Regions from separate parts of the Mus musculus genome. Here all the other regions are linked to region 1. A link is a loop called in an ENCODE intact Hi-C map of the cell type or tissue named here. Cell type or tissue: heart. All regions are shown on one strand.

Evidence for each region. Hi-C counts contacts between places; a loop is a spot of excess contacts. Peaks named below come from ENCODE experiments on the same cell type or tissue, not always from the same donor. Only the 100,000 strongest peaks of a DNase experiment are listed, where the experiment ranks them.
Region 2: it touches region 1 in a loop (2.6-fold over the local background); 6 of 42 quality-filtered maps call a loop at or near these places.
Region 3: it touches region 1 in a loop (5-fold over the local background); 7 of 42 quality-filtered maps call a loop at or near these places.
Region 4: a loop joins it to region 1, with 2.7 times the contacts of the local background. A loop is called at or near these places in 14 of 42 quality-filtered maps.

What each region holds. Positions count from the first base shown.
Region 1 is chr9:21,217,287-21,225,286 of GRCm38, forward strand. No RefSeq gene overlaps it. Among named protein-coding and RNA genes, the nearest start is that of Keap1, 18 kb to the right of the region's middle. In heart, CTCF peaks have their summits at 3,322 (motif pointing left), 4,426 (motif pointing right) and 7,443 (motif pointing left); DNase peaks (open chromatin) are centred at 3,415 and 4,485; H3K4me3 peaks cover 1,312 bases; H3K27ac peaks cover 1,325 bases; H3K27me3 peaks cover 563 bases.
Region 2 is chr9:21,287,569-21,295,568 of GRCm38, forward strand. Kri1 (KRI1 homolog) reads right to left here and starts at 401. Exons shown (of 19, transcript NM_145416.3): 1 at 292-401; 2 at 131-204. The coding sequence starts at 385. It overlaps Cdkn2d (cyclin dependent kinase inhibitor 2D), which reads right to left and starts at 3,641. Exons shown (of 2, transcript NM_009878.3): 1 at 3,241-3,641; 2 at 895-1,764. The coding sequence starts at 3,381. The coding sequence ends at 1,405. It overlaps Ap1m2 (adaptor protein complex AP-1, mu 2 subunit), which reads right to left. Exons shown (of 11, transcript NM_009678.2): 11 at 7,889-8,000. In heart, CTCF peaks have their summits at 478, 3,749 and 4,021; DNase peaks (open chromatin) are centred at 523, 1,643, 1,933, 3,833 and 1 weaker place; H3K4me3 peaks cover 4,563 bases; H3K27ac peaks cover 4,538 bases.
Region 3 is chr9:21,354,092-21,362,091 of GRCm38, forward strand. It overlaps Slc44a2 (solute carrier family 44, member 2), which reads left to right. Exons shown (of 23, transcript NM_001359227.1): 23 at 1-937. Among named protein-coding and RNA genes, the nearest start is that of Ilf3, 9.8 kb to the right of the region's middle. In heart, a CTCF peak has its summit at 3,404 (motif pointing left); a DNase peak (open chromatin) is centred at 3,370; H3K27me3 peaks cover 1,322 bases.
Region 4 is chr9:21,148,867-21,156,866 of GRCm38, forward strand. It overlaps Cdc37 (cell division cycle 37), which reads right to left and starts at 1,068. Exons shown (of 8, transcript NM_001378796.1): 1 at 890-1,068. The coding sequence starts at 991. Gm35977 (a long non-coding RNA gene) reads left to right here and starts at 1,102. Exons shown (of 4, transcript XR_870568.3): 1 at 1,102-1,280; 2 at 3,867-4,000; 3 at 4,611-4,805. Gm39301 (a long non-coding RNA gene) reads left to right here and starts at 6,781. Exons shown (of 2, transcript XR_870566.2): 1 at 6,781-6,921; 2 at 7,015-7,144. In heart, CTCF peaks have their summits at 944, 1,163 and 4,085; DNase peaks (open chromatin) are centred at 1,105, 3,985, 4,695 and 5,175; H3K4me3 peaks cover 3,540 bases; H3K27ac peaks cover 3,504 bases.

The DNA.
Region 1 (8,000 bases):
AGAGAGAGAAAGAGGCAGAGAGAGACAGAGAGAGAGAGAGACAGAGTGAGAGAGAGAGGGAGAGAGAAACAGACAGAGAGAGACAGGGAGAGAGAGAGAGGGAGAGAGACAGAGAGGTAGAGACAGAGAGAGAGAGAAAGAGACAGAGAGAGGGAGACAGAGAGAGAGAGACAGAGGGAGAGAGAGACAGGGAGAGAGAGAGAGGGAGACAGAGAGAGAGACAGAGAGAGGGAGAGAGAGAAAGAGGCAGAGAGAGAGGGAGAGAGAAACAGAGACAGAGAGAGGGAGAGATAGAGAGAGGGAGAGAGGGAGAGAGACAGGCAGAGAGGCAGAGAGAGAGACAGAGGGAGAGAGAGGGAGAGAGAAACAGAGACATAGAGACAGAGAGAGGGAGAGATAGAGAGAGGGAGAGAGGGAGAGAGACAGGCAGAGAGGCAGAGAGAGAGAGACAGAGGGAGAGAGAGGGAGAGAGAGAAACAGAGACAGAGAGACAGAGAGAGGGAGACAGAGACAGAGAGAGAGACAGAGAGAGAGAGGGAGAGAGGGAGGGAGACAGAGGGAGAGACAGACAGAGAGGGAGAGAGACAGAGAAGAGAGGGAGAGAGACAGAGCAAGAGAGAGAGAGGGAGAGAGAAACAGAGAGACAGAGAGAGGGAGAGAGAGAGGGAGAGAGACAGAGAGGTAGAGACAGAGAGGGAAAGAGAAAGAGACAGGGAGACAGGGAGAGAGGGAGAGAGAGAGAGAGAGTAAGAGAGAAAGAGAGAGGGAGAGAGAGACAGAGAGAGGAAACAAGGAGCTGGGTTTTTTTTTTGTTTGTTTTTTTTTTTTTTTTTGGTTATTAGCAGGCAGGGAGAAGGCAGCAGGGAGAATGCTGCAGAATGTGTTTGTGCCGCACTAGCCACATGCAGGTCAGAGAACTCACATGGGGGTGAGTTCTCCCCACTGTGTGAGTTCCAGGGACTGAGGTGATGCTATCGCGCCTTCACACGGAAGACAATTTTTTTGTTTGTTTGTTTTTTTTGAGACAGGGTTTCTCTGTATAGCTCTGGCTGTCCTGGAACTCACTCTGTAGACCAGGCTGGTCTCGAACTCAGAAATCCGCCTGCCTCTGCCTCCGGAGTGCTGGGATTAAAGGCGTGCGCCACCACGCCCGGCTTAGTAAGCCAATTTTTTAAAATTTACTCTTGTTAAAAAAAAAAAAAAAGATTAAGCCTGTGGTAGCACCTTTGACCCCAGCATTGGGGCGACAGAAGCAGATGAACCTGTGAGTTTGAGGCCAGTCTGATTTACATGGCAAGTTCCAGGACAGCCAGAGCTACAAGAGCGGACCCTGTCTCAAACAATTATTCTTATTCATGTGTACATGTGCAAACCTGTCTGATATGCGCATGCTGTCAGATCCCAGTGACCAGGCCGCCCAGTGTGGGTGCTGAGAACCAAGCCCATTCTCTGCAAGGGTAACAAGTGCTTACCCGCTGAGACATCTTTCTAGGCAGCCTTCTTTTTTTTTTTTTATTTTAATGTTTTGTTCTTAATTTTTGTTACATCTTACTATTATTTATGTGCATGTGTGAGTACGTGCACACACACATGTGCACATATCCCTCAGCACACATGTCCAGTGCAGTTAAGCCAATTGAAACTAATCCCCGTCTAATGTACAGATGGATGGGACTCAGCCTATGGTTATTTTACTTGGCTTTGGACAGTTACTGGGGTCACCCCTAATCTACTTCTAGCTGCTGGACTGGCTGCTCCCCAGCACTGTGCCCCAGATACTTGCTGTTTCTCCCAGCCATCTCCTCTCATGGAGACTTCCTCCTCTCTGCTGTGCCCTTCTTCTCTCTCTCTTCTCAATCTACGACCCCAAAAAGGCTACCCCACCTACCTCTATTCCTTCCAGTAATTGGCTGCGGTGGGTAGAATCCAGGTCATTAGCCTCAGTAGCAGACATCTTTGTCCCTTGAACCACTAGCCTACATAGTATATATTTTTTGTTTTGGTTTGGTTTTTTGTTTTCGAGACAGGATTTCTCGAACTCTGAAATCTGCCTGCCTCTGCCTCGCTAGTGCTGGGATTAAAGACGTGCACCACCACACCAAAAATAAATCCTAATGTTCTTCCTACAAAGAATGAATATTTGAGGTGACAAATATAATTATTTATTTATTTATTTATTTTTAAATAAAGATTTATTTATAGGGCTGGAGAGATGGCTCAGTGGTTAAGAGCACTGACTGCTCTTCCAGAGGTCCTGAGTTCAATTCCCAGCAACCACATGGTGGCTCACAACCATCTGTCATGGGATCTGATGCCTTCTTCTGGTGTGTCTGAAGACAGAGACAGTGTACTCATATACATTAAACCTTATAAAATGCCTACTGAGATTTTAATTTGGGGTTGATTTTATTTTTAAAACATTTATGCCGGGCGTGGTGGTGCATGCCTTTAATCCCAGCACTTGGGAGGCAGAGGCAGGTGGATTTCTGAGTTCGAGGCCAGCCTGGTCTACAGAGTGAGTTCCAGGACAGCCAGGGCTATACAGAGAAACCCTGTCTCGAAAAAAACAACAATAAAAAATTTTTATTTCTATTTTTATGTGTGTGTGTGTGTGTGTGTGTGTGTGTGTGTGTGTGTGTGTGTGTAATGGGTATCTGTAAGTGCAGTGCCCAAGAAGGCCAGAAGGGGCGCTCAGATTCTCTGGAACTAGAGTTGCAGATGATTTAAAGTCACCACGTGGTTGCTGAATCCTCTGGAAGAGCAGCCAGGGCTCAGAACAGCATCACCATCTCTCTGACAGACTAACAAGAGAGACAGACAGATACCCAGTAAGTCAGATGGAGTTTCCTGTGGGGGTTGATTAAGCAAGATCTCTCCCAGGTGTGGCAGCACACACCTTTAGTCCCAACACTAGGAAGACAGAGGCAGGTAGATTGTAAGTTCAAAGCCAGCCTTATCTATGTAGAAAGACCCTGTATCAAAAAGGCTTAAATAATAGAGTCACACGTAGCTCCGGCCATTCGGGAGCTTATATGTACGACGATACCCTTGAACTCATCATGAGTCTCCTGTTAAACTTCCTAAAGGCTTATTCCACCACACAGGCTTATCCAAAGCTTAAATCTAAACTAGTTAATGTATCTACTCAGTTTCCCTTGCTGACAAATACAATAGCACTATTCCTGTGCAGACTACACGCTGGACATAGTGTGTTTTACTACATTACTACCAACAATCTGTATTACCAGTCAAATAGGTATTTGTCCCAAGTCAGGTAAGGAGCCAGAACTGGGAGCACAAGCCCTCTCGCGCCCCCTTCTGGGCTCCTGCGGAACTACATGTACATCAGGAAGCGGCGCAGGTGCAGACCATCCGAGAGGCGGAGCTAGGGCGGGAGGCTATTCCAAGCTATTATTGGCTAAGGTCGCTGTCAGTTCTGAAGAAAATAGCCAATGAGGGTTGCGGCCGCTCGACTTCTGATCTGCAGGCTGGGTTCTACTGCCTGTAGTCCTCCTAATGACCTTGCTTTCAATTTGATTTGAACAGGATCCTAAGGTCCTTTTTCTTAGAGTATCCTGGCCCTCGCGTCAATCCTACCTTAGGGTAGTACCTAGTTTATCCTTTTATTTTTGAGACAGAGTTTCATGTAGCACAGGCTGGCCATGAACTCTTATGTCACTGAGCTTGGCCTTTCACTCCTAATTGGCTCCTCCCGCTTCCACCTCCTAACTGTCGGGATGACAGACACACACCACCACCCAACCCTGTGATATTTATCCTGAATGATCTCAGGTCGCTTTCCACTTCCTTAAAGGAAGCCTAATCAGTCACGGCCGCTGGACCCTAACTGTAGAACAACAACTGTTGTTTCTGCTCAAAGCCCTGGGCTCTGTCCGGAGCACTGCGATCTGCCCCACCCCAGCACTCTGGAGGGAAGGCAGATAACTAGGGTTTCAAGCTCACCCTCTTCTTGCAGAATAGTGATTTAGAGGCCAGGAGCTCACAGGAAGGAGGGCAAATTAGCTGATAAGGGAACTTAGCATGTCCCATGTGACATACCTCATGTGACACTGCTTACAGAATTGGGCTGATATTTCTTCTAAAATAGCCACAGAGAGAATCCAATGCACTCAGCATGCATATATATTTTTAAGTTTTTTTTTTAGGTTTGTTTTATCTATTTTTTGTGTGTGCATGAGTGTTTTGCCTGCTTCTACATCTGTGCACCACATATGTGTCTGGTGTTTAAGGAAGTGGTGAACCTCCGTATGAGCTACACATTGAACCTGGGTACTTTAGCAAGCAGAACAAGTGCTCTTAACCAGTTGAGCCAAGTCTCCAGCCCCAAGTTTTTACATTTTTATTTTACTCCTGTGGTATTTTGGCTGCATGTATATACGTGTACCACAAGACGCAGTACCAGAAGAGATCAGAAGAGGGAGATAGATGCTTAGAACTAGAGTTACAAACATCTGTGAGCCGCCCTGTGGATGCCGGCAATCAACCCCCAGTCTGTGAGAACAGCCTAAAGCTCTTAACAGTTGCACAGCCCTTGCAACCCCAGGGTATTTGGGGAGACGCCCCAGCTGTAGACAGGGACTGCCCAGATGTAAGGATGAAATTCCAGCACACGGAATAGCTGATGGCTGGTCTCCAAGGGGCCACACTCTAGCAATAATTTTCTAGAAAATCTAGCCAGTTCCATGCAACTCCATGTATTTGCTCTTGGGATGTGTGTGTGTGTGTGTGTTTTCAAGAGTTCAAAGTTAGATGTGAGTGAGGCTTCTCTTGTTTGTGGTGTTAGATGTCAGCACTAAATATCATCTCTTCATTCCCTTTCCATCCTGCACGTGTGTGTGTGTGTGTGTGTGTGTGTGTGCACGTGCGCAACTATGGGCATGATGTGCATGAGTGGGGACAACTGATTGCGGCCGAATCTCTTTTTTGCTGGGTTTGTTTGGTTGTTTGGTTGGTTTGGTTTTTTGAGACAGGGTTTCTCTGTATAACCCTGGCTGTCCTGGTGTTTGTTTATTTTTAATCCTGACTTTGATTCCTTGTTTGTTTTGACACAGGGTCTCTCTCCCACAGTTGGCTGTGTAGACCAGACTGTGTAGACCAGACTCACAGAGAGCCTCCAGCTGGCTCTCCAGGACTGGGGTCTGCACCACCTGGGTCCAGATCCTTAGTTTACTTTTCATTCTTGGTATGTCTATAGCTATATGCACATGCCTATCCTGGATTCCCCTGAAGCTGGAGTCGCAGGCCTGGTTATCTGCTCGATGTGGGTGCTGGGAACCTAACTCAGGTCCCATTCAAGAGCAGCACGTGTTTCCAACTGCTGAAACATCTGCCCAGCCAGTCTGTATTTATTAGGTCAGGGGACACATTTAGTGTGTGGCGGTCAGAGAACAACTTCCAGGAGTCGTCATTTCTGCCAAGTTGGTGCTTGGGCGTTAATTCAGGCCACCAGCCTTGCTGACTACCACTGGGCCACCTCTCTGTCCTGTTTTTGTTTTTGTTTTTGTTTTTTTCGAGACAGGGTTTCTCTGTGTATCCCTGGCTGTCCTGGAACTCACTTTGTAGACCAGGCTGGCCTCAGACTCAGAAATCTGCCTGCCTCTGTCTCCCGAGTGCTGGGATTAAAGGCCTGTGCCACCACGCCTGTGTGTGTGTGTGTGTGTGTGTGTGTGTGTGAGAGAGAGAGAGAGAGAGAGAGAGAGAGAGAGAGAAAGAGATTTTTTTAAATTTTTTTAAGTTTTTTTTTTTTTAGCTTTATGTATATGGAGATTTTGACAGCAACCTTGGAGGTCAGCAGAGGGCTTCCGATCCCCCAGAACTACAGAGGGTTGTGAGCTGCCACGTGGGTGCTGCGTATTGAACCCAGGTGCTCTGGAAAATCAACAAGTGCTCTTAACCTTAGCCATCTCTTCAGCCCATATATAAACTTTTTTTTTAAAGATTTATTTATTTATTTCATGTACGTGGGAACACTGTTGCTATCTTCAGATACACCAGAAGAGGGCATCAGATCTCATTACAGATGGTTGTGAGTCACCATGTGGTTGCTGGGAATTGAACTCAGGACCTCTGGAAGAACAGTCAGTGCTCTTAACCGCTGAGCCATCTCTCCAGCCCATAAACTTTTTTTTTTTTTTTTTTAAAGATTTATTTATTTATTATATGTAAGTACACTGTAGCTGTCTTCAGACAGCCCAGAAGAGGTCATCAGATCTCATTACGGGTGGTTGTGAGCCACCATGTGGTTGCTGGGATTTGAACTTTGGACCTTCAGAAGAGCAGTCGGGTGCTCTTACCCACTGAGCCATCTCACCAGCCCAAACTTTTTTTTTTAAATGACCTCCTAGTTAGCTTCAGCTGCCAAGTTGACAGCCCAGGCTTATCAGAGGCTGTCATGGAACACTAGCCTCTAATTCACAGAGAGCCCTTGGCCTCTGCCTACTGAGTGCTGGGATTAAAGGTGTGTGCCACCATGCCCTGTGAAGAATTTTCTTGACTGCTAATTGGTGTAAGAGCACTCTCTGTGGGTAGTACCATCCTAGGTAGCAAATCCTGGGCTGAGCAGAGGCTGGGAACTGAACCAGGAAGCTGCTCTCCTTGATGGTCTCTGCTTGGAGCTCCTGCCTTGAGTCCCTGCCCTAACTTCCCTCACTGATGGAACTGTAAATGTAAGCTGAAACAGGCTTTTTCCTCCCCAAACTGGTTTTGTTCAAGGTATCAGAGAACATCCCAGCAGCATTGAATATACAGGAGAACCATGACCTTGTTAGGTTTCAGATCCCGGCAAGCCCTGCCTCTCAGTTGACGTTTGTAAACCTGGCTAGCTCTGATTTGCTGTTTCTTAGGACTGCGTTGAAGATGACATCAGAGCCAGAAGATTGGCGGCTGACTGTGCCTACCACACAGACTTCACAGCCATTTTGGATGCTTAGTCAGGGAGGGGATGTGTGTGTGGTCCTCCATTGTGACTGTAGTTCTGGGCCGAGCTTCCCGCTCTATAGGAAGTTGATTTTCCCCTTTCTCGTTGATTTTTTTGGCTTCCCTTTTGCTGCCTGGCACGGGTGGTGGGAACCACACCTGGGTCCTCTTCGATAGCATTGAGCTCACATACCTGCTGTAACTACAACCCTTTGCTTCCCTCAGCACAACCCCCACCCCCCAGTGTGACCATAGACTTGCCTCGTAGACAGCGTGGCATCGGCAAGTGAGCACAGACACCTGAATTTGCTGCTTTGTTACTGAATAAGCTTTCGCTGAGCAGACCCCATCAGAATGCCGTCCTTAAAAGCACGAATGACATAAAATAAATCTTTGGGCTGGAGAGATGGCTCAGCGGTTAAGAGCACTGGCTGTTCTTCCAGAGGTCCTGTGTTCAATTCCCAGCAACCACATGGTGGCTCCCAACCATCTATAATGGGATCTGATGCCCTCTTCTGGTGGGTCTTCAGAGGACAGTGTACTCAAATACATGAAATAATTTTTTTTTAAAGACAACTACAGTGTACTCATATACATATAATAAATAAAAGCATGAATGACAGCAGGTCGCAGTGGCGCAGCCTTTTACCCCGGGGCTTGGGAGATAGATGCAAGTGGATCTCTGAGTTTGAGGTTCTGTGTAGTGAATTCTAGGCCAAAGACCCTGTCTCAAAAAAAAAAAAAAAAAGTTGAAGTGATGCGAGGCACTCACGTTGGGTGGCTCTCAGCCACCTGTAGTCGAACCCCCTGCTTTGCAAGAATTCCCCAGTGAGGATATGAAGGGGTAGGATAACTCAGTAATAGAGTCCCTGCCTGGAAACCCCGCCCGCCTCGTCCGCCCCGCCCCGCCCCGCCTCGTCCCCAGAGGGCTTGTGGCAGTGGCTGGCTGGGCAGTGTGCTTACCCAGCACCTACAAGACTTTGGATTTTAGCACCAGAATAGTGATGGGGGACGGGGGGATAGAGGGAAAGGAAGAGGGAGAGTCGACGAGAAAGTCGGAACTT
Region 2 (8,000 bases), 70 kb after region 1:
GAGTTGAGGAGGGTACTGCCTGTCACTCTACGCATGGGGGCGGGTCCTGAAGACTCCGGGACAACCAAGCCCGGTTAGGGAAAGCCCCATGTACATGGGTAGGACGCGAAGCCGGGTTGCGGAAGCTCACCACATGCTCATCGCTGGAGTCAGACTCGGAACTGGAGTCGCCACCGACGTCCGGATCTCCATAGCGATCTTTCACTGTGGAATATACACGGGGTTCCTCATAGCTACCATCACCAGACCCAGTTCCCCACACCTTGGCCTGCGCAGGCGCCCCTCACTCACGTCGCTGAAGTTCCTCACGCTCGCGGTAACGGCTGTAGCGCGCAGCAAACGCTGCGTTCACCTTTAGGCACCCAGAGGCGCGCGGTTCCGGCATGGCGGCTGTGAGACCTAGCGCGCACGCGTGCAACCGCCCCTCCGGGGTGTGGCTTCTCTCCGGCACGCCCCCTGAGGGCTTTTCTTAAGGAGCATGTCCACTGCAGACGCAGTTTGCTCCACCCTCCGTTCTTCCAGGATCCCGTAGGCCTTTTGCTCAGCAGGCCACACCCACCGGGACAAGCCTCTGCGGGGAAAGGCCACAAGCCACCGCCCACCCTTCTCCACCCTGACGGCTCCCGGCACCCAGCTGACATCTGGGGGCCCCTTTCTACACTCGCGGTTTCCTGCCTCTCTTCCGTTCCGACAGCACCCGACCGCTGCCCCACCCAACTCAGTTACCCTGACGCCCTGGGAATGACCGTGTCGACAACCCCAGCACCCTACACCATCCATAGTCCCATCCTACCCTCCGAATACCCACCCCATTCCAGACTCCTAAATCTGAAGTCATCATCGCTGTCTTAGTTTAATGGGCCAAAACATAAAATAATCACACAAAACAATTTCTTTCCATAAAGCAATAAATATTTATATTTCAAACTCTGTACAACAGACTGGAAACCTTCCAAGAAAGAAAAATGAACTCATGTTATCCTTTTAATTGATTTGAAATGCTTTCCCTTCCCCCTCACATGCCCAAAGTAGATGGCTCACACTTCAGGGCTCTCTGAGCACAGCCTGCCAAGGTCACCAGCTTCCAAGGGGCCCGGGAAGTGATGACCTCACTCTGAGGCTAGGGCTTTAAACCCCTGCCCTGGTGCAGCCCCAGTGCAGAGGAAACTGAACCGTTTAGATGGCTGTTGCCTGTAGGAGCCCCTTCTTTGTCCAACACACCAAAAGGGGTGAGAAAAACAAATGAGAAACACCCCCCAAACACACACACTCAAGAAATCAACACCAATAAACCACAAACTGCTCCTCCCACTCCCTTCTTCAATGGACAGGTGTGAAAAGAGAAAGTTTCTTTCCTCTTTTGTTGACAAGTAACCCAGTAAGGCTGGAGACAGTGGCCTTGGGTCACATTGGGATCATCATGTGCCCCTGCAGAATGTCCATGAGGTTCTGAGCCCCTCTCTGCCGAGCCAACTCCAGGGGAGTGAGACCGGAAGCGTCCCTGTGGTGGAGATCAGATTCAGGAGCTAGGAAGCTGACCACGGAGCTATGGCCCTCTCTTATCGCCAGATGGATGGGGAGCGACCCAGTGCTGTCCAGGGCATTGACATCAGCACCATGCTCCACCAGAACCTTCAGGGTGTCCAGGAACCCGGTGCGAGCCGCATCATGCACAGGACTAGTACCGGAGGCATCTTGGACATTGGGGCTGGCACCTTGCTTCAGGAGCTCCAAAGCAACTGCTGGACTTCCAAACATCATGACCTATGGGGGTGGGGAGGAGAAAGTCAGGAGGTTCCCATTGGAGAAGGGTCAGGTAGAATAAAGAGGTCTACCACAAATCCAGAGCACAGAGAAGGGATCCTTAGGGAATGGGGACGCCCCCAGGAAAGTCAGGACCCAAGGGATCAGACTGGGACCCCAGAGAACAGGTTCTTTGAAAATAAGGACACCCCCACACACACACCTTCTAAGCCCCACCCCCATCCTTGTCGGAGACAGGATGTCTTTCTGGATGTCCTGGAATTCTCTCTGTAGACCAGGTTGGTCTCAAATTCTCAGAGATCCACCTGCATCTGCCTCCCAAGTGCTGGGATTAAAGATTAAGTGCTGGATTAATTTGTGTCACTACTGTGTAGCCCAAAGTTCTCTTAAGAACAACAACACAACAACAAAAAGCCCTAACTATAAAAGTGACTCTCATGAAAACATTAAAAAGCCAGGCATAGTGACGCTTTCATAATCCCAGGACCTCAGAGGCTCAGGCAGGAGGACAGTCTCAAGTTCAAGGCCAGTCTGAGATGCAAAGTGAGACTTTGTCTCAGAAATAAAAAAAGAAAATGAAGAAGCAAGAGAAGTAAAGAGAATGGATGAGAAAGGGAACCGGGCCAGGCAGTGGTGGCGCACGCCTTTAATCCCAGCACTCGGGAGGCAGAGGCAGGCAGATTTCTGTGTTCAAGGCCAGCCTGGTCTACAGAGTGAGTTTCAGGACAGCCAGGGCTACACTGAAAAACCCTGTCTTGAAGAGAGAGAGAGAGAGAGAGAACCAGGAAGGCGTCTAAAGCCTCTTTGAGGCCAGAGCAGTCCCATATCATTAGGGCTGTAAAGCCCCTTCAACACTACAATCTGGGAACTACATAGAATTTTTGAGAAAGAGATGCTCTAGACAATTTGGATCCCCTTTGTCGAGAAATAACTTCCTTAGACATAGGCATGATCTTCAGAATGTATGAGTACCCATGAAAAGGTGGGACTCTCCTATAAATGCCACCCAAATTACGGGACCTTCAAGCAATAAGGAATCGTTTTTGTTACTAGGCACGCAGAAGATACAAAAGGGGAAAAAATCTACATCACCTGCCGAAATGAAGATGTCCCTGAAATAACCAGAGATCCTTCAAGAGGGCACCTCAAAAAAAAAAAAAAAAAAGGCTATCTCCCTTGGAGAAGACATGCATGCCATCTTCCAGAGATCGAATATCTTTAAGGAGCCTCAAGAAATATGAGCTGTCCTCAAGGACTGGCACGAAAAGAAGATGAACCCACAGAATAAAGGTCTGCAGGGAAACTGAATCTGTCAGGCTATTAGACAAGAGCTGAAAAGCCATCCCCTCCCCCATCGCATCCTCACCACCCACCCAACATCAGAGCAAGCAAGGACTAAACCTTAAGGGATCACCAACCCGGGTCAGGAGACTTGTAGGGATGGGGTGTGGGGGCCGGGTGCCAGCCAGGCCTCACCTGCAAGGCCGTCTTGCCAAAGCGGTTCAGGGCGTCAGGATGCACCAGCTCCCGGTGAAGAAGGCGGCGGACCTCTTGCACGTCGCCACGGGCCGCTGCGCCACTCAACCGGTCGCCGACGCAGACTTCTTCCAGAAGCATAGTGGATACCGGTGGACTGTGAAACCCACCCAGCCCCAAGCCCAGTTAAGGTCAGGGCTGGGGAACCAGCAAGAGCTGGATCAGAACTCTAGGGACTGCGGTGCCACCAGGGCCAACTCTATGATCATTTGCCGGCCTCAGAGCCTGCGCCCTCCGCCCGTACGACCCCAGCGCTCGCAGCTAGCTCCTCCCCCTGTCACCGAGAGAGGCAGCGGGGAACCCCGCCCAGCCCTTCGGCGCCCGCCCCTTGGGCCGGGTCTCCCCAGACTCACCCTCCCTCCTTTCCTTGCGCGGGCGGGGTCTGCTCTGAGCCGGCACTGTACTGGCCGCCAGAGTCAGCCGCTAGTGGGCGAGGCAAGCCCGCCCCAGGCCCCGCCCAGAGCGCCCTTGTTTTCTTACAAACTCGCAACAGAGTAGCGAGAGCCACTTTGCCCAGAGCCCGACCTCCATTAGTCCCGCCTGCTGGGAATAACAGCCAATCAGCACGCGTTGCTGGGGAGGTTTGTCTCTCCCGTAGCAGTGGCGTGGCTCCTGATTGGTCAGCGTGCAGCGACCAGTGGAGCTGCCCGCCACAGCAGGAATTTTGGTTTTTCAAAACCGGCGGGCGGGCGGGAAAGAGGAGGAGGTTTAACTGACCCCAGCGGAGAGGCTGGAGACAGGCTGGCGCGGGCCCATCTTGGATCTTTAGCGCCTCCGGGAGGAAGGGAGGCAGGACTGGAAACTCCTATAACTGGAACATTTTAGTCATTCACGGACCGCGGAAATGCTAATAAGCAAGCTCTTACTGTGAAACTCGGAGCTTAGTTCATTCATTCGACTGCTGGGTTAAAGGAACGGCTTCTGAGTGGTAAAGCGCGGTGCCTTCTAACATTTTTGTTTGGTTGGCTGGTTTTGGTTTTTTCGAGACAGGGTTTCTCTGTGTATCCCCGGCTGTCCTGGAACTCACTCTGTAGACCAGGCTGGCCTCGAACTCAAAAATCCGCCTGCCTCTGCCTCCCAAATGCTGGGATTAAAGGCCACCACCGCCCGACTTTTGTTTGTTTTTATGTTTCTGCGGCAGGGTCTCTCTGTGTAGCCTTGGCTGGCCTGAAACTTATTTGATCTGTTTGAACTCAAAATCCACCTGCCTCCTCTGCCATTCGTGCTGGGATTAAAGGAATGGGCTACCAAGATGGTCTCCTTTAATTTATTTACTTATTTATTTATTTATTTATTTATTTATTTATTTATTTATAGAACCTGAAAGATGGATCAATGCTTTTGTAGAAGATTTAGGATTCAATATCAGCAACCATGTGACAGTTTAGCCATCAGTAACTCCAGCTTCAGAGATCCAACACCCTCTTCTGACCTATACCAACATGGTGCACATATAGACAATCAAATAGCCACATATTGTAATAATTCTCTTTTAGATTTTTCTACGTTTTTCAAGATAGGGTCTTAGTATGTAATTCTGGCTGTCCTAGAACTCCCTATGTAGGCCAGACTGTTCTTCACCTGCCTGCCTTTGCCTCCCAAGTGCATAGTATTAAAGGCGTGCCCCACTACTGCCTGACTCCTTTTTATTTTTTATGTGCATTGCTGTTTTGCCTGCATGCATGTCTGTGTGAGGGTGCCGAATCTAGAACTGAGCTGCCATGTGGGTGCTGGGAATTAAACCCAGGTCCTTTGGAGGAGCAAGAAGCCAGTGCTCTTAACTGGTGAGCCATCTCATTTCTCCAGTCTGGCAATTGTCTTTTTTTTTTTTTTTTTAAAGATTTATTTATTTATTATATGCAAGTACACTGTAGCTGTCCTCAGACACTCCAGAAGAGGGCGTCAGATCTTGTTACAGATTGTGAGCCACCATGTGGTTGCCGGGATTTGAACTCCGGACCTTCGGAAGAGCAGTCAGGTGCTCTTACCCGCTGAACCATCTCACCAGCCCGGCAATTATCTTTTAAGGTTTTCTTTTTTTTCTTTTTTAAGGGTCTTATATAGCCCAGGCTGGACTCCAATTGCAATATGTAGCCAAGGATAACACCCGAGCCTCTGAATGCCACTCCCAAGTGCTACTATGGTACAGTCCATGTAGTGCTGTACATGGAGCCCAGGGCTTCATGGAGGTGACGAAATCACTCTACTAACTGATCTATAAGCTACTGCCCCTAACATTTTTTTTATTGAGACAAGGTCTTTTATAGCTTAGGCTGGCCTCAAATTTACTACATCTAGACTAATCTCAAATTCCTGATCATCCTGCCTCTATCTCCTGAGTGCTGGGATTACAGGTCTCTGCCACCACGTCTATAGACTAAAGCCTATGGGGTGGGGGTGGGGGGTGGGGGGGAATGTTGTGTCTCAGGCCTTCATTCCCAGAGGCAGACGAATCTTTGAGTTCAATGCAAGTCGGGTCCACAAAGTGAGTTCCAGCACAGTTCGGGCTACACAAAGAAACCCTGTCTCGAAAACAAATGAAAATAATCCCTCCCCCTCAAAATAGACTAAAGCTAGAAATGTTAATTACTGAGAAAAGAATCATGGTCTAGCTCAGGTTAAGCAGTCCTTGTTGAACAGAAACTCGGCCTGACCAGGTCTGCCATGTGGTTCTGGGAGGTAAGTTTTACCAAGAAGCTCCTGAAGTGGCCATCTGTCCCATCCCACAGACACAGCTCCTGAGGTGGCCATCTCTCTCAGCCCACAGACACAGCTCCTGAGGTGGCCATCTCTCTCAGCCCACAGACACAGCTCCTGAGGTGGCCATCTGTCCCATCCCACAGACACAGCTCCTGAGGTGGCCATCTCTCTCAGCCCACAGACACAGCTCCTGAGGTGGCCATCTCTCTCAGCCCACAGACACAGCTCCTGAGGTGGCCATCTGTCCCATCCCACAGACACAGCTCCTGAGGTGGCCATCTCTCTCAGCCCACAGACACAGCTCCTGAGGTGGCCATCTCTCTCAGCCCACAGACACAGCTCCTGAGGTGGCCATCTGTCCCATCCCACAGACACAGCTCCTGAGGTGGCCATCTCTCTCAGCCCACAGACACAGCTCCTGAGGTGGCCATCTCTCTCAGCCCACAGACACAGCTCCTGAGGTGGCCATCTGTCCCATCCCACAGACACAGCTCCTGAGGTGGCCATCTCTCTCAGCCCACAGACACAGCTCCTGAGGTGGCCATCTCTCTCAGCCCACAAACACAGCTCCTGAGGTGGCCATCTGTCCCATCCCACAGACACAGCTCCTGAGGTGGCCATCTCTCTCAGCCCACAGACACAGCTCCTGAGGTGGCCATCTCTCTCAGCCCACAGACACAGCTCCTGAGGTGGCCATCTCTCTCAGCCCACAGACACAGCTCCTGAGGTGGCCATCTCTCTCAGCCCACAGACACAGCTCCTGAGGTGGCCATCGCAGGAGGATTAAGCTGTAGGCCAGCCTGGGCTAGATGGCCAGTTTTCAAAACTCTCAAACATAATCTCAAATGGTAGATTCTCAAATGATGGTTGACATCTGTAATCCCAGCATTCCCATTCAGGAGGCAGAGGCAGGTAGACCTCTGAGTTCAAGGCCAGTCTGATATAAATTGTAAATTCCAGGACAGCCAGGGCTACATAGTAAGGATCTGTCTTTTAAAAACAAAACAAAACAAAACAAAACAAAACAAAACAAAACAACGCAGACAGAAGAGAAGACTTATTCTTTAAAAGACATACTGATCTTCTCTAGGACTTGAGTTTGGCTCCTAGCACCCACACCAGAGGGCTCACAGCTGCCTGTGACTGCGGCTCCAGAAGGATCTGAAGCCTCTGCAGACACCCACATGGACCTATGCACACCCACATACAGATACACACACATACACACACATAAATATTTAAAATCTTTTCCTGAAGTCAGAAGAAGCTGGAGATGGAGATGCTGTGCATGTCAGAAATCTCTTGGAAGCAAAGGCTTCATTGCTCATGGACAAGCCTGAAAGCAGCCTGGACTACAAGAGACCTTGTCTCAAAAATAAAAGCAAAACAGGAGAAAACAACCGGTCATGGGCCTCATGACTGTCATCACCACATGTGGGAGGCAGAGGCAGGAGGAACGCTGGAAGTCAGAGTATGGCCAGCCCTATCTTCAAAAATGAAAATCAAAACAAAAACAACAAAAAAGATATCATAAAATAGGCACTTGCTGCATATACAAAGGGCCAGAGGTTCGAAAGTAAAAAGTACGGTACGGAGAGGGAGACCAGGAGGGCAGCAAGGTGGACAGGGGTGGTGTGGTGGTGTGCACAACATACCTGGGCCTGCAGTAATTTTTTAACAAGATGGGAAAGCCACCAGGATTAAGCAGGCTGATAATGTACTGATAGATTGTACAGCAACTGCCGTGGCTACAGAGGGTGTCAGACAGTAGTAGGGAATAAAAGGAAAGTTGTGGAGGAACCAGAACAAAAAAGATTGACAAGTAATCAGTGGGGGCTCCCACACATGCGCTGGTCATTCCCAGCCCCTACCCAAGAAGCACACTCACAGCTGTTAGATTCATTTTAATGACACCCTAAAACCCAGATGGAGGACCAGTGGCCTCGGCTCAGCAGCTATAAAAGGTGGGCCCTAGATCTGCCCAAGGCAGTTTACTGCAA
Region 3 (8,000 bases), 140 kb after region 1:
CTGCAGCAAGCTTCTTTGTATTTCAGTAACCCTTCTGGCCAAGAGGGAAAGACTGGATGAGAGTGGGCAAGTCAGCTCAGCGAACACTAGCGCCAAGCTCCCCAGCGGGGACAGAATTGGATCTCCATAGCTGATGTACCTAAGGGCCAGCAAATACACGTCTCACTCTTAGTCCTTTGTAGCCTAGGCAGACAGTAAGGGATCTACCTGCTTCTCTTCCATCAGGCTCCAGAACTGGATGGAGCCACCAAGAGTGCCTTCATATGTAACCCCACCTCCAGCGTGGGCTGGCTATGGTCACAGGAAGAAGTGTGCACCCAGAACTGGAGGAGTCTTCTGGATAAACAGACAGCATCTGCGAGGAGGGCCCTGTGTGAGGAACGATTGGTGTTGCTGCTGGTGGTTGGGAGTAGTTGTGGAAAGCAGGCCTCTGTACTTAGACCCTACAGAGTTGCTTTGACTGATGACTTCTAAATGGAAAACTTGAGGTTGGAAAATGAATGAAAATAGGGCCTGTCTCCCCAGCCCTTTTTCTGCCAGTAATGCACACTGCTCTCTTTGTAAGAGATGAGAAACTTAAGTTCACCCAAGGGATGGTTTCAGGGACTGAGGTGTGGGTGTGTTCTATATTCCAAATTAACTAGGCCTATCTGGTTTCTTTCACTTGAAACTAGAGAATCTGTTTGCCAAACTTCTTGATCTTGGGAGCCAGTAGACTGGTTCTTCACTTTACCTACCGTATGCTAAGGCCCGCCCCTCACCCCTACTTTGGCCATCCGTAAGATAGCAGGATCTTGGAGACACCGCTCCCAGCCTGAGGTCCCAAGGTTTCCTGTGCCTGCCTTGTGTGCCATCCCAACCCACCCTCTTGTATGCCCAGCCCTGTGCTTATGTAATTGCATTCCGGCCAGTTAATAAAGTGCCTCTTGTACAGAGACTGACCTGGTATGCTTAATAGGAGTGTGGGATGCTGCTGGAAGGGAAGGAGGGAGAGAGCCAGCCTGGAGCTTACCTCCCAAGCTTGCTCTGCAGCTTCTGTTGTCCCGTAGGACCCTGGTGAACAGAAGCTTCAGAGTAGGAACTGATTCCTAGAATCCAGAAACAGCCACTGCCTCTCCTGCCCCTCAGTAACTGCCCTGGACACAGACCCTGCGCCAGCACCCGAGCCTGAGGTCTCACAGTCGAGGATAGCTAGTATTACTTTAGTCTATTCTGTAATTTCTGGGTGAGTGTGCCCCACGTGGATGCAGCTCCATGGAGACGAACGGCTGGCATTGGAGCTGCTGGAGCTGGACTTAGGGTGTTGTGAGCCCCCCTTTCAGGGCTGAAGTCAATTGGTTCCTCTGCAAGATCAGGATACAGTTATTGTTTACATTTTTTATGCTTTTGGACATTTTTGTCTGCATGTGCATCTGTGCACAATGCCCGTGCCTCCTTGGTATCAGAGACCAGGAGAGGACTTAGGGTGCTCCGGACCTAAGACACTTGTGAGCTCCCCCCCCTCCAATTTGTTTTTATGTTGTTTTTGCTTCTTTTTAAAGCTGCAAGTGGAGAAGGAAAGAAGGCTCAGCTATGAAGAGGAATGGGTTCAGGGCCCAGCACCTGAATGGCACTTACATATTCAAAATAGCAAATGATGGTGATACAATAATAATAATAACAGCCGGGCAGTGGTGGCGCACACCTTTAATCCCAGCACTCTGGAGGCAGAGGCAGGCGGATTTCTGAATTTGAGGCTAACCTGGTCTACAAAGTGAGTTCCAGGACAGCCAGGGCTACACAGAGAAACCCTGTCTCGAAAAAATAATAATAATGATACAGAGGCTGGAGAGAGGGCTCAGCGGCTCTATGTGTTCTCTGCTCCACAGAGGACCAGATTGGTTCCCAGGTTCTTCATCAGCCAAATCACAACCTCCTGTAACTTCAGCTCCAGGGGAACTGACACATTGGTCGTCTTGGACACCCACATGCAAATACAAACACAAGTACTTTTAAGGTTTTTTTTTCAAGACAGGATTTCTCGGTGTAACAGCCCTTCCTATCCTGGAAATCACTCTGTAGACCAGGCTGACCTTGATATTTTAAAAATATTTTTAGCCGGGCGTGGTGGCACACACCTTTAATCCCAGCACTCAGGAGGCAGAGGCAGGTGGATTTCTGAGTTTGAGGCCAGCCTGGTCTACAAAGTGAGTACCAGGACAGCCAGGGCTACACAGAGAAACCCTGTCTCAAGAAAACCAAAAAAAAAAATTTTTTTAAAAAGCTGGTGAGATGGCTCAGCAGGTAAGAGCACCCGATTGCTCTTCTAAAGGTCCTGAGTTCAAGTCCCAGCAACCACATGGTGGCTCACAACTATCCATAAGGAGATCTGACTCCCTCTTCTGGTACATCTGAACACAGCTGCAGTGTACTTACATATAATAAATAAATAAATAAATCTTTAAAAAAAAACTAGGCCAGGTGTGGTGGTGCATGCCTTTAATCCCAGCACTCAGGAGGCAGAGGCAGGTGGATTTCTGAGTTTGAGGCCAGCCTGGTCTACAAAGTGAGTTCCAGGACAGCCAGGGCTACACAGAGAAACCCTGTATCAAAAAAAAAAAAAAAAAAAAAAAAAAAAACCTAAGCTGGATGTGATGGTGAAGGCCTTTAATCCCAGCACTCCAGAGGCAGAGGCAGGCAGAGCTCTGTGAGTTCAAGGCCAGCCTGGTCTACAAAGTGATTTCCAGGACAGCCAGGGTTGGTTATATTGAGAAATCCTGTCTCAAAATACAAGCAACAAACAAACAAATCCAGAGCTGGAGAGACAGCTCAGAGGTTAAAAGCACTGTCTGCTCTTGCAGAGGGCCCAGGTTCAATTTCCAGCACCCACATAGCAGCTCACAACTATCTGTAACTCCAGTTCCAGGGCATCTGACACCTTCATACACATACATGTGAACAAAACACCAATGTTCATATAATTTAAAAAGTTATTAAGAAATGTTTTTTTATTTGTACAGGTATTCTGTCTACATATGATGTCTGTGTACCAACTGCATATTTATTGCCTGCAGAGGCCAGAAGAGGGCACTGTACCCCTGGAACTAGATTTACAGATAGCTGTGGTTGCTGGGAATTGAACTTGGGACCTCTGGAAGAACAGCCAGTTCTCTTAACCAATAAACCATCTCTCTAGTAATTTACATTTATTCTTTCAGTGTGTGTGTGTGTGTGTGTGTGTATTCAGGCAAAAAAAAATACGTGTGTGTGTGTGTGTGTGTGTGTGTCTCCTATGGTCCTAAGAAGAAAACTGAGGTCTCCAGGTTTGGTGGCAAATGCCTTTAGCTGCTAAGCCAGCTTTGTTTCTGAGTGGCTCTTTGGGTCAGTCTGGTTGTCATACTGAAGGTGTACTACTGCCACCTGTTGCCTTCTTTTGTTACTGCATGTAGCCAACTATAGCTCCTGGAAAATCTCAGCTCTATCAAAGGCCCCATAATCCCATCTGTCTCTGGCTCTCCTTAGTAGAAAGCATTGTATTGAACAGGATTGGCACACACCAGGCAGGTGTCTTCCTACACAGTCACATCTCCACTTTTTGAGGCAGTGTCTCATGTAGCCCAGGATGTCTTCTGACTCCATCTTTAGCTGAAGGTAACCTTGAACTCTCCTGTCTGCATCTCTCCAGCAGTGGGATAACAGGCCTGTGATACCACATTGAGCTTATATGATGGTGTTGAGGATAAAACCAGGACTTTGGAGGCTAAAGAGATGGCTCAGCTTCCAGAAGTCCTGAGTTCAATTCCCAGCAACCACATGGTGGCTCACAACCATCTATAATGGGATGATTCCCTTTTTTGGTGTGCGTAAAGACAGAGCACTCATATATATAAAATAAATAAATCTTTAAAACAAAAAGTAACACCAGGGCTTTGTGTATGCTGGGCAAGCACTCTACCAACTGAGCCAGCCCTCCTTTTCAAATATATCTTTAATTTTAACTTTATTTTTACATTTTATATTTAAGATTATGTATGTGTCTGTGTATATGTGTGAGTAAAGAGGCTATAGGAGGATGGTGTCAGATGCCCAGGAGCTGTAGTTATAGGTGATTGGGAGCCGCCATGTAGATACTAGAAAATAAACACAAGTCCTCTGCAGAAGAAGAATATTCTCATAAGCACAGAGCCATCCCTCCAGGCCACCCTCCCCACTTTTAAAAACAAATCTAAGACAGGGTCTCTCTATATAAACCAAGCTAGCCTCAAACTCAGAGAGACCCACCTGCCTGTCTCGAAAAAACCAACAAATAAACAACAACAGAAAAGAATCCATTGTTCCTACTTCTTAGATGTGATGTAAACTGCAAAAGCTGTTTTTCAGTGCACACTAACCCTGTAACCGCATTCAGATGATCTATGTCCTTAACCCTTATTCCTTCTCTTTCATTTATCGTCTGTTTGTTTGTGACAGAGTTTCTCTGTGTAGCCCTGGCTGTCCTGGAACTCACTCTGTAGACCAGGCTGGCCTCGAACTCAGAAATCCGCCTGCCTCTGCCTCCCAAGTGCTGGGATTAAAGGCATGTGCCACCACCGCCCGGCTATGTGTATCTTTCTAACAATGTATAGCATCCAACTGTCTCTCCTATGCACACCTTATCTCTCCTATAAAAGGGCCTCAAGGTGGGCAGTGGTGGCGCACACCTTTAGTCCCAGCACTCTAGAAGCAGGCGGATCTGAGTTTGAGGCCAGACTGATTTACAGAGTGAGTTCCAGGACAGCCACATCTACACAAAGAAATCCTGTCTCGAAATCCCCCCCCCCCCGCCTCTCACCCCAAAAGGACCTCAAGTCCACAAGGGCTGCTGTCTCAAATCCCAATTTAGGGTGAGACAGCCAGCTTGCCATCCCAGGTACACCCCCAAATACAGTTGCTTTAGCTAGACAATTATAGATTTGGCATTTTCTCCTCAGAATTCTTCCCCCACACCCACCCTCACCCCGGAGACAGTGTTTCTCTGTATAGCCCTGGCTGTCCTGGAACTCACTTTTTGTAGACCAGGCTGGCCTTGAACTCAGAAATCTACCTGCCTCTGCCTCCCGAGTGATGGGATTAAAGGCGTGTGCCACCACGCCTGGCATTCTCCTCACAATTCTTAGATTTAACTCAAGTACTAAGATTAAAGGTGTGTGCCACCACAGCTGGCTAATTCTTAATTTTGTTTTATTTATTTTATGTGTATGAGTTTTTACCTCTGTTTTGAGACTCTTTCTGTGTCAGTGAGCGCTCCCACACCAATGAGAATGGAAGAGAGATGATTGGATCGAAGCCAGGATGCTCCCCAAAAGGCCTCAGTTCTAGATCTAGATCTCGTCGGTGTCATTTTATACTCTAAAGCCCCAAGGTGGGGCAGGCACACAAGCCCGGCAGTCACCAGGTTACAGTTACTGTTTCAGTTACTTCCGGGTCAATCTGTTCCTGGTAGCAAGAGACGCAGTATTTTAAGTAAACCACTAAATAAACCAATAAATCAGTATCTAATGTCTTTTCTACTTATTCTACTTTATTCCCTCTACCTCACCTAGATAACACCTCATGAGTCTATCCTGGAGGAATGGGTTGCTGCTTCACGGGTATCATCTGCGCGGTATCCCACCGGCTCTCCTTTGTACCTCTAGCCTTAATCCCTTTTAATGACTTTTGGACATTTTTTTTATACTATCCTTGATCAATTAGCATAAATCAGCATTTCTCATTAAAAACCATATGCGTCCCTTTCCAGTGGTACTCAAATCTAACCCTCTATAGTCGCAGAGGACGCTGCTGCTGCTGCTGCTGTTATCTGCTGCTGAAGATTGCTCTTCTGCACAGTTGTGAACCTGTCTTGGCCTGAGTAGAGCTGGCTACGTTGCCCCTGTTCCTTGCCTACCACTACAGCATCGGTGTCCACGCACTCTGCCAGGGCCATTGCTAGCAGGACTGGTAAAGGTAGAGAAGTTTTCTTATCTTTTGAACCTGAGGGATATAAGAACTGCTGGATATTCCTTCCTGGAAACACATCTAAGTCTGGGGCCAAGAATCCCAGTCTGCAACTGTCTTCCCGGGAGTGTTATTTTCCCCAGGTTTTCTCCTGTAAGACAGGCTCTTTATGGCCTTAACTCCGTGTCCCTCCCTAGAAGCTCCCTTCCAGGCCCCTTTCATGGGGAAGGTCACATATGACCAGTATTAGAGATGAGACTAATAGCTCCTCCCACAATCCCCGTTGTGTCTTCTGTCCACTGTCCACAGGCTGTTGCTAGCCGGGGCCATCTCCAACAGGAATCAGTCTGCTGTGCTGCTGTGGGCAGTCAGAATGCAGCAGTGGGATGAGATGAGCAGGTGTAGCAACTCCGGATTGGCCCGGCTGTGGTTGCTGAGGAGATTTTCCAGCTCTTCCCCAGCAACCAATATCACAAACACCTGGCAATGGGCTTCTTCAGTGGGCACACACATGGGTTCAAGGAACGGTCAAAACATTGGCAGACACACGGGTTCAAGGAATGGCCAGAGCATTGTGCACCTCTATTTTTTCAGATCAGTGAAACTAGTTCTGCTAACAATGAAATCTACTTTGCCAATTTCAGGGCTTCTGTGACCTTTTATATTTTGTCAGGATCTTTCATTAGCATGGGCCTTGGGTCCCTGTGTGGGATCATCCTGATTGTTTTTGTGTTAGCATGGGTCTTGGGTCCCTTTGTGGAATTATTTTGATTGTTTTTGTGATAGCATGGGCCTTGAGTCCCTGCTCGGGATTATCCTGAGAGCACTGCAGACAGGTAGGCTTTGCTAGCTTGTTGGGTCAGCATTAGCAACCTTGGAACCAACAAGTATCTTTGCAACAATTCTTGTAGGGAAGCAGCATTTATAGTTGGGTTGTTTAGCCAGCTTGTCACAGAAGTCTGGGGACTGTCATCTCTGGAATTATCTATGATCACCAGCCAGCCCTCCTGGTTTTGAGTATCCTCTACACAGGTTGCTTTTCTTTCTTCTTGCTTCTATGAGAGAGCTCTGCAAGCAGAAAGAGGGTAAACATATCTTTTGGGGGCGTTGGAGGGGACTGCAGAGTGGAATTTTCATGGATTAGACCTTGGGTCTTTGTGTGAGCTTGGCAGAGCACCAATGCCACAGGCCAGGGTGTGTGTGTGTGTCTGTTTGGGATAGGCAGCTTCTAGGATTTAGTTTCTGTTTTAATTTCTTTGCCCCTGAGGTAAGCAGTTTCCTTTCTCCATATATGACTGCTCTGAGTGTTGATGTTAGGGGTGATTCCCCCTGTTGTATGCTTCAACTCCCAACTGTAAACACTTTCATATCCAAATTCGGGAGAGTTCATCCATCAGACTTGCACTGAGAAGAAAATCTCTTCTAAAACCCCTGTAATCATAGAGGGGCTCCCCATTCTCTTCAGACAATCTTGTTTCTGAACTTAGGTCCTGGTGACATTGCTGTGACTTCGTGGGTGAGTGGAGAGCCTGGCACTTTCCTGGGGATATATACATCCCCTTGTATATAAGTACATTGTAGCTGTCTTCAGATACACATGTGGTTGCTGGGAATTGAACTCAGGACCTCTGGAAGAGCTCTTAACCACTGAGCCATCTCAGCAGCCCCTGTATATACTATTATTACAGTGGCAGTTATTACTAAACCCATTATTTTCCAAATAAAAGACACCATTCAGATTTACAAAGAAGCCTTCCAATACTAGAGCTGGGCAGATATCAACTCTCTAAGCTTATCTGTCTGCTTCCCTGACAAAATCCCCATTAATACTTGTTCTATATGGGCTGTTTCTGTTCCATCAGACCTGTCCTCAGAACAAACTGCTCTTCACCATATGCTCATGGTCCATACTACTCCATGGTGACTCGCTTCCTCCTCCTCCTCTTCCTCCTCCTTCTCTTCTTCCTTCTCCTCTTCTTCTCTTCCTTTTCTTCCTCCTCTTCTTCTTCCTCTTCCTCCTCCTCCTATTCTTCCTTCTCCTCTTC
Region 4 (8,000 bases), 68 kb before region 1:
GGGGGGAGGGGGTCGTCTCTGGGCCTTTAATAGAAATTCATGCCTAAGATCCTGGGAAATAGATGCCATAGTCAGAAGTTTTGTGGCTCCAGACTCTAAGTAGTGAGGAGAGGCAGAAGGGAGACGTGCAATATGAAGTGGGTGCGTGGCTGGGCTATGAGATCACCTAACAGAACCTGGGGTCCAGACTCTGAGGAAGAACAGAAGGTTCTGCACAGGATAGTGGGGACCCTACACACAAGGGTCAGCTTGGGGATGGGGAGAGGCAAGACTCTGACTAAAGTATTACCAACTGATAAAATGGCTCAGAGTGTAAAGGTGCTTGTGGCAACGTGGGGCGACTGGAGTTCCACAGCCAGTTCCAACATGGTGAAAAGAGAGGCCCAACTTCTACAAGTTATCCTGTGATCACCATAGGCATGCTGTGCCACGTGCACACGGGAACACACACAATAAATAAACTTACAAACAGAAGAGAACCATAGCACAGAGAGAACGCCTGGAGATACAGGTCAAGAATTACGGTGAAGAAGCCAGGAGTCCTGGGATGGAATTAAAAAGTCCGGCCCTGCATGAAGGCACATGTCTCTAATCCCAGTACTGGGAAGGCAGAGGCAGGAGGATCACTGTGAGTTAGAAACCAGCCTGTTCTACACAGCAAGTTCTAGGCCAGGGAAGGTTACACAGTGAAATTTTGTTTCAAAAAAAAAAAAAAAGAAAAAGAAAAGAAAAGAAAGAGAAAAGTCTAGATTGTGGAGCAGGCGGCTCCAGATGTCAATAACTAAGGTCTCCCCCGCCCCCACGCCAGGTGGCCTGGGGAAGAGGTCAGAACTCTAGAGCGGGGGGTCCCGGGAGTGGGGGGGAAGGGGATGAGCGCGCACAGCCCCACCTGGTGCCGCCAGCGGAAGAGGCTGGCAGTGTCTATGTTGGGGTGCGTCTCGTCCTCATCGTCCGACACCTCGATGTGATCCCAAACGCTGTAGTCCACCATCTTCGCTTCGGAGGCCCGGACTGGCTCCCGGGGCTCCACACGGCCGGGCGCTGAACAGGGACCCACAAGGGCTAGAGAGTCCGCTCGGCGAGCCCCGCCCCTTCCGCTTCCGCCCAGGGCGCCGCGCAGGACGGCCCCGCCCCAGCGTCGGCGCGGGACGTTACGTCCTTAGCAACGGGAGTCGGCGGCATTGGCAACCGGAGGTCTTCTTTAAAGGGCCAGGAGTATGTGGTGAGGCCTTCTGGAAGTTCCCGCCGAAACCAGACTGACCATCCTTTAGAAACAAAAGGTTAGTCGCGTTGGGCGTGGTGGCCCACGGTAATCCAAGTACGCTAGAGGCAAAAGCAGGTGGCTCTCCAGGAGTTCTAGTCCAGCCAGGGCTACATATTGACACTGTCAAAAAGTCAAAATTGGCTGGGCGGTAGTGGCGCTATGCCAGTACTCCGGAGGCAGAGGCCGGCGGATCGAGGCCAGCCTAGCCTACAGAGTAATTTTAGGGACGGTCAGGGTTGTTATACAAACAACACTCTAAAAAAAAAAAGTCAACATTGCATACACTAGCAAGATTTTATCGAAAGGACCCAGATGTAGCTGTCTCTTGTGAGACTATGCCGGGGCCTAGCAAACACAGAAGTGGATGCTCACAGCCAGCTAATGGATGGATCACAGGGCTCCCAATAGAGGAGCTAGAGAAAGTACCCAAGGAGCTAAAGGGATCTGCAACCCTATAGGTGGAACAACATTATGAACTAACCAGTACCCCGGAGCTCTTGATTCTAGCTGCATATGTATCAAAAGATGGCCTAGTCGGCCATCACTGGAAAGAGAGGCCCATTGGACACGCAAACTTTATATGCCCCAGTACAGGGGAACGCCAGGGCCAAAAAGGGGGAGTGGGTGGGTAGGGGAGTGGGGGTGGGTGGGTATGGGGGACTTTTGGTATAGCATTGGAAATGTAAATGAGCTAAATACCTAATAAAAAATGGAAAAAAAAAAGTCAAAATTGAGGCTGGAAAGTTGGCTCAATAGTTTGGAGACTGGCTGGTCTTCCAGAGCACCCGGATTCTGTTCCCAACACCTACATGGCCACTCACACCCATCTGTAAGTCCAACCCAGGATATATATATTATGTCCCCATTTGGCCTTTGACTACACCAGGCATGCATGTGGTGGACAGATATACTTGCAGACAAAACATTAATATACAATTTGTTTTTTTTAATCATGTTTGCCCTTAATTCCCACCCCACCCCCACCCCCACCAGAGTCTCACTGTATATAAGACAGCTCTGGCTGTCTTGGAATTCACTATGTAGACCAGGCTGACTTCAAACTAACAGATCTTTCTACCTCTTCTCCCCAGTGCTGGGGCTAAAGGTGTGCCCCACTACACCAGATCTGCCCTTAAATTTTAAAAAATATTTATTTGTTTGTTTGTTTGTTTGTTTGTTTTGAGACAGAATTACTCTGTGTAGCCTTGGCTGTCCTGGAACTCACTCTATAGACCAGAATAGCCTAGAACTCAGAGCTCTGACTGCCTCTGCCTCTGAAGATTAAATGCTGGGACTAAAGGCATATAGCAGGACCACCTGGCTAAATAAATAAGTAAATAAATAAAATTTTAAATTACATCTTAGGGGCTGAAGCGACCACTCAGTAGTTAAGAGCACTGGCTGCTCTTTCAAAGGACCCAGGTTCAATTCCCAGCACCCATATAGCAACTCACATTTGTCTGTAACTGCAGCTCCAGAAGGGTTGATACTCACACCGACATATATGCAGACACAATACACATAAAATAAATAAGTCAGGGTTTTTTTTCTGTTCTCCCCAACACCCTACCCCCAGAGAGGGATTCTTAGTGTAACCAGCTGTCCTGGACTTGCTTTGTAGACCAGGCTGGCCTCAAACTCAGAGATCCGCCTGCTTCTGCCTCTCAAGTGCTAGTATTAAAGGTGTGCACCACCATGTTCAGCTAAATAAGGAGGTTTTTAAAATGACATTTTATTAATTTTGTATGTGTTTGTACACATGTGAACATCAAAACAACTTTCTGGAGTCAGTTTTGTTCCACCATGTGAATCCCACTGATCAAATTCAGTTCATCAGGCTTGGTGGCACTAAACCGTCTCCCCAGCTCAGGCCTTTAAAGGAAAAGTCTGGCCGGGCAGTGGTGGCGCACGCCTTTAACCCCTGCACTTGCGAGGCGGAGGCAGGCGGATTTCTGAGTTCAAGGCCGGCCTGGTCTACAGAGTGAGTTCCAGGACAGCAAGGGCTATACAGAGAAACCCTGTCCCGTGGGAAAAAAAGAAAACAAAACAAAAAACAACAAAAAAAAAAAAGAAAACAAAAAAAGAAAAAGTCTGAGCGTGCGTTCGGTGTGTGTGTGTGTGTGTGTGTGTGTGTGTGTGTGTGTTTGTGTTAGGCACGCACACCAGGCAGGGTGCACAATGTGAAGGTCTTAAGATAATTTACTAGAGTTAGTTCTCTTCTTTACCTTGTGGGCCCTGTGAATCAAATTTTAGTCGTCCAGCTTTGGTAGCCAGCATCTTTACCCACTGAGCCATCTCATCAGCTCCAGTACTTAAGAAATTACATTCATTCATTGGTGGTGGTGGCACACTCGGGAGGTGGAGGCAGCCAGCTTGTCTACCTCGTGGGTACCAGGATAGCCAGAGAAAGAAAGAAATATTAGATTGATTTATTTATGGGGAAGATGGTGAGTTCTAGAATGCACATGTTGAAGTCAGAAAACAACTTCCGGGAGTCAGTTGTCTTCTTCCCCAATGGCGATCCCAGGTATTAAACTCATGTCTTTAGTCTTGGTGTTGCTGCAAGCGGAGCGCCCTCTGACTTAACCCTGCTCTGGGACAGAAAGCAATATTTCAGTCAGGGTTGGTACATGCCGGATGCTACAGACTTCGCCTTGTGTGGGGATCAGAAGCAGATGGTGATTAACACAGTCTTCATACTCCACCACCACCACCACGCGCGCCACTCCCACTCGTGTAAGCAGTTCCTGCAGCCCTCCAGAATCCCTCACCTAAAAATGTCTCCTTTCTCCGCCTCTGGGTGTCGCTAAGGTTTAAGCAGCGACAGTGTTGACAGCCCTACCCCTAGGGGGACCCCCGAAGGCACTGGACAGGTCTTTTCTGGTCTTCACTTTATGGAGTTGTCCACAGCCTCTTCCAGCTCCCCTTAACCTCTGTATTTCGGCTGGGGCTTGAAGGAGTCCATTTTATCTTAGTTTGAGGTACTCAGGGTCGCACATCCTTTTCAATGCTTTGAACAGGATTTAGAAACTCACGATGCATCCTGGAACCAGGAATATCCCAGATTAAGGGATGTATTTTGCGATGGTGTCAGGTGGAAGGAGAGGAGTGCTAGCCTTTTGGCTTGGGAAGGGTCCCTCCCCAACTTTTCCGGAGCTGTTGGAGAGGGGGCTTTCTGAAACGAATAAAGATCTGCAGATTTGGGGGTGTTTCCTGTCCATGGAACCGCAGGGTTGGTGGGCATAAAAACCCTTACCCGCTGTGGCCCCTCCCCCTCGCGCTCAAACTCCTGAGTGGGTGGGAAGAGCTGGCGAGTCCCCTTTCTCTTCCCCACCTCTTCCTCCAGCTTGGCAATTCACCACAGCAGCAGGAGCAGTCTATCCCAGCCTGGGCACGCGCATGACCGACATACATCTGGAGGGTCTCCCATATACCCACACCTAGCAGCAAACAAAGGGTCTGGACACCCGTCCCCTCCCACTGTCCTGACCCCAGGCCAGAGAGGGCGGGGCTCTTCTCTCCAGCCCCTTTTCCTAGCAAGGTAAGTTGTGGATTGTCAGCTGTATAGGGAAGTGGGTGGGGGCGCTGACTCCCGGAAGGTAGGACATCTAGATCATGGATTTCCTCTAACTCTCCAAGAAAGCAATAATCCACTCCACTCTTGGCTGGTACGTTCCTGTAGGGTCTCCACATCACCTCGTTCTGTGCTCTGTGTGGGTGTGTTTCCAACTAGGTTCCTGACACTGGACCTGCCTAATAGCTGGGAACGGGGACCTCCGGTGACATCACCAAGCATTACCAGCTGTGTCCAGCCCCTGGGGACTGGGAAAGACACTCAAACCCGAGTTACTTAGAGATGTTTCCCTTTCTTGAATCCCTGGTGGCCCACCTTCCCCCCAGAGCAGAAAGCTTGTGTCTCATTTCTTTGGAATGCTGGTAGGGGAAATAGGAACTGTTTGGGGGCTGGGCTAAGGCTGGAGGCGGGAATCCTCACTGCAAACATCACTTAGCTGCAGTGAGATTTCAGAGATCCCAGCCATTTGTTGTGTGCTCCTGCGCTTCTATTTCTTCAGCTATTTAGAGGCTGAGAGTAAGGCAGGACAGGAGCCAAGCATGCCTTTGCTCCAAAATTTCTTTGTTTATTTCATTCCTGTCCCTAACTACCTACTGTAAACACCAGCCACTTTGGCCAGACCATAGTTGCAGCAAAGGAGACACACTTAGGTCCCTGTTCCTGCTCGGCCAGGGAGCAAGATCCATCTATAAACAAGTCTTTGTATATAAACTAGACCATTATGAGGAAAATTCTGCCAGCATGGAGGTGTTGGCTGACTGACATCCCAGCAGTTGGGAGATAGAGGCAGCAAGGAAGACTGGGAGCTCCAGGCTGACAATGGGGTTTGAGGCCAGCCTAGGCTTCAGGAGATCCAGTCTCAAAAACCAACGTCTTTCCTGGGATGGTAACCCTCACATTTAATCCCAGCACTCTAGAGGCAGAGGCAGACTGTTGTGAGTTCCAGGTAAGCCTTGGCAACAGGATGAGTTCTGGGATAGTCAGGGACACAGTGAGACCCTGTCTTTAAAGAAAAAAAAATCCTGATTAAGTGAAAGGAAATTAAAATTCAGACTTGATTCAGATAATTAGACAACAGGAAAAAGGGTTATCATGAACCAATTAGTTATTCTACCTGGCTGTTTTTGTTTTTGAGACAGGGTCTCAAGTTCCCTAGGCTGACCTTAGACCCCTGACCCTCCTGCCTCTCTCTCCAAGTGCTAGGAAGACAGGTGCTAGCCACCCTGCCTTGCTGCTCTCTTACATAGGATTTGAATCATCATTCTTATAAAAATGAGGAAGTGGCTAACAAGATGGCTCAGAGAATAAAGTGCTTACCATCAAGTCTGCAGATAGAAGATCCACATGGTGGAAGAGAGCCGACCCCTGTCTTTGAGCTCCACACATACACTGCTATGCATGCCCGCCCTTCCCGTCCCCACATAAAGAAATAAATGGAACTGTTTCCTTTTTCTTTTTTGTTGTTGTTTTGGGTTTTGTTTCTTTCTCTAAGACAGGGTTTCTCTGTGTACAGATCCTTGGCTGTCCTGGAACTCACTTTGTAGACCAGGCTGGCCTCAAGTTCACACAAATCCACCTGTCTCTGCCTCCTGAATGCTGGGATTAAAGGCACGCACCACCATATCCAGATAAATGTAATTTTTTTCATGTGGAGAAAAAGAAAGTAGGAAAGAAAAAGTAGTGTGTGTCTAATCCCAGCACTCAGACAGTCCCAACAGAAGGGCTGGGATTCCAGGCCGGTCTGGGCCCTGTGTGAGATGGCCTCTTAGTTGTAAAAAGGAATGGTTATGGACAGTTAAGAAAGTAGCCTTCCCTATAGAGATCCAACTGAGCACAGGGCCTGGCCTGCTGGACTCGGGAGACAGGAGTTGGATCTTTGGTTCTAGGTCAGTGAGGGCTGCATAGAGAGACCTGTCACAAAAACCAAAAGCAAACAACTGACTCCATTTAAAAAGCTGGAGCCATGAGACAGATGAAAAGATGTTTCCAACTGGATACCCAGGACGAGCAGCTATAGGAGGTGAATTTCCCTGCCAACACACAGGCTGTCTAATCCATACAAAGCCATTCTCCTACTGAACAGGTACGCAGTAGAGAGTGGATCCTGATGTGGCCCTGGGTATTGAGAGACTGAACAATGGTTTGTTCTCAGACCCCATTCTGTTTCTCTTTGCAGGGCTGGGAATGGAGCCCAGGTCTTTGGGGAGTCGAGTGCTGACACTGAGCGTACCCACCCACTGGTTCTGACCTGGCCTTTAGTGCATATTCCTTTCCTTCACTAATATACGAATTATGCATAAGCATTAGTACAGGTTTTTTTGGTTTTGTTTTTGTTTTTGTTTTTTTTTTTCCCGAGACAGGGTTTCAGCCAGGTATAGCCCTGGCTGTCCTGGAACTCACTTTGTAGACCAGGCTGGCCCTCGAACTCAGAAATCCACCAGCCTCTGCCTCCCGAGTGCTGGTATTAAAGGCGTGTGCCACCACTCCCGGCTTAGTACAGGTTTTTTAAAAAAAGATTTATTTATTATATGTAAGTACCCTGTAGCTGTCTTCAGACCCACCAGAAGAAGGCATCAGATCTCATTACGGATGGTTGTGAGCCATCATGTGATGGCTGGGATTTGAGTTCATAACCTTCAGAAGGGCAGTCAGTGCTCTTAACCGCTGAGCCATCTCTCCAGCCCCGTGGCAATTCTTTATTACCAATCAAAGCCAACTCGGGGCAGGGACCCTCCTATCGGGAAGCTCAGCTTTAACAGCCAAATCAAGACAAAGCATTAGGACCAATTCTTAACATCTCACAAATGAGAAGACCTGAGTTTGATCCTGGTATTCCATGGTGGAAGCAGAAAGCTGCTGACTCCTGAAAGTTCTTCTGCAGCCTCTGCATGAGGGCAGTGGCACATGTGTGCACCTACACTCAGTTCTCTCTCTCTCTCTCTCTCTCTCTCTCATAAACATACACACACACACACACACACACACACACACATTTAAAAAGTAGTTTAAATGTTAAGTTAGATAACATTAACAGGGTGAAGGGTTCCAGGATTTAAAAGAGCATAGAATACTTTGAGACACTTTTAGGTGGTAAGAAAAGAATGTACAAAGGTCCTGAGGTCTGAATGTTTTATGGCCTCTCAAGGACACCTATACCTCTGT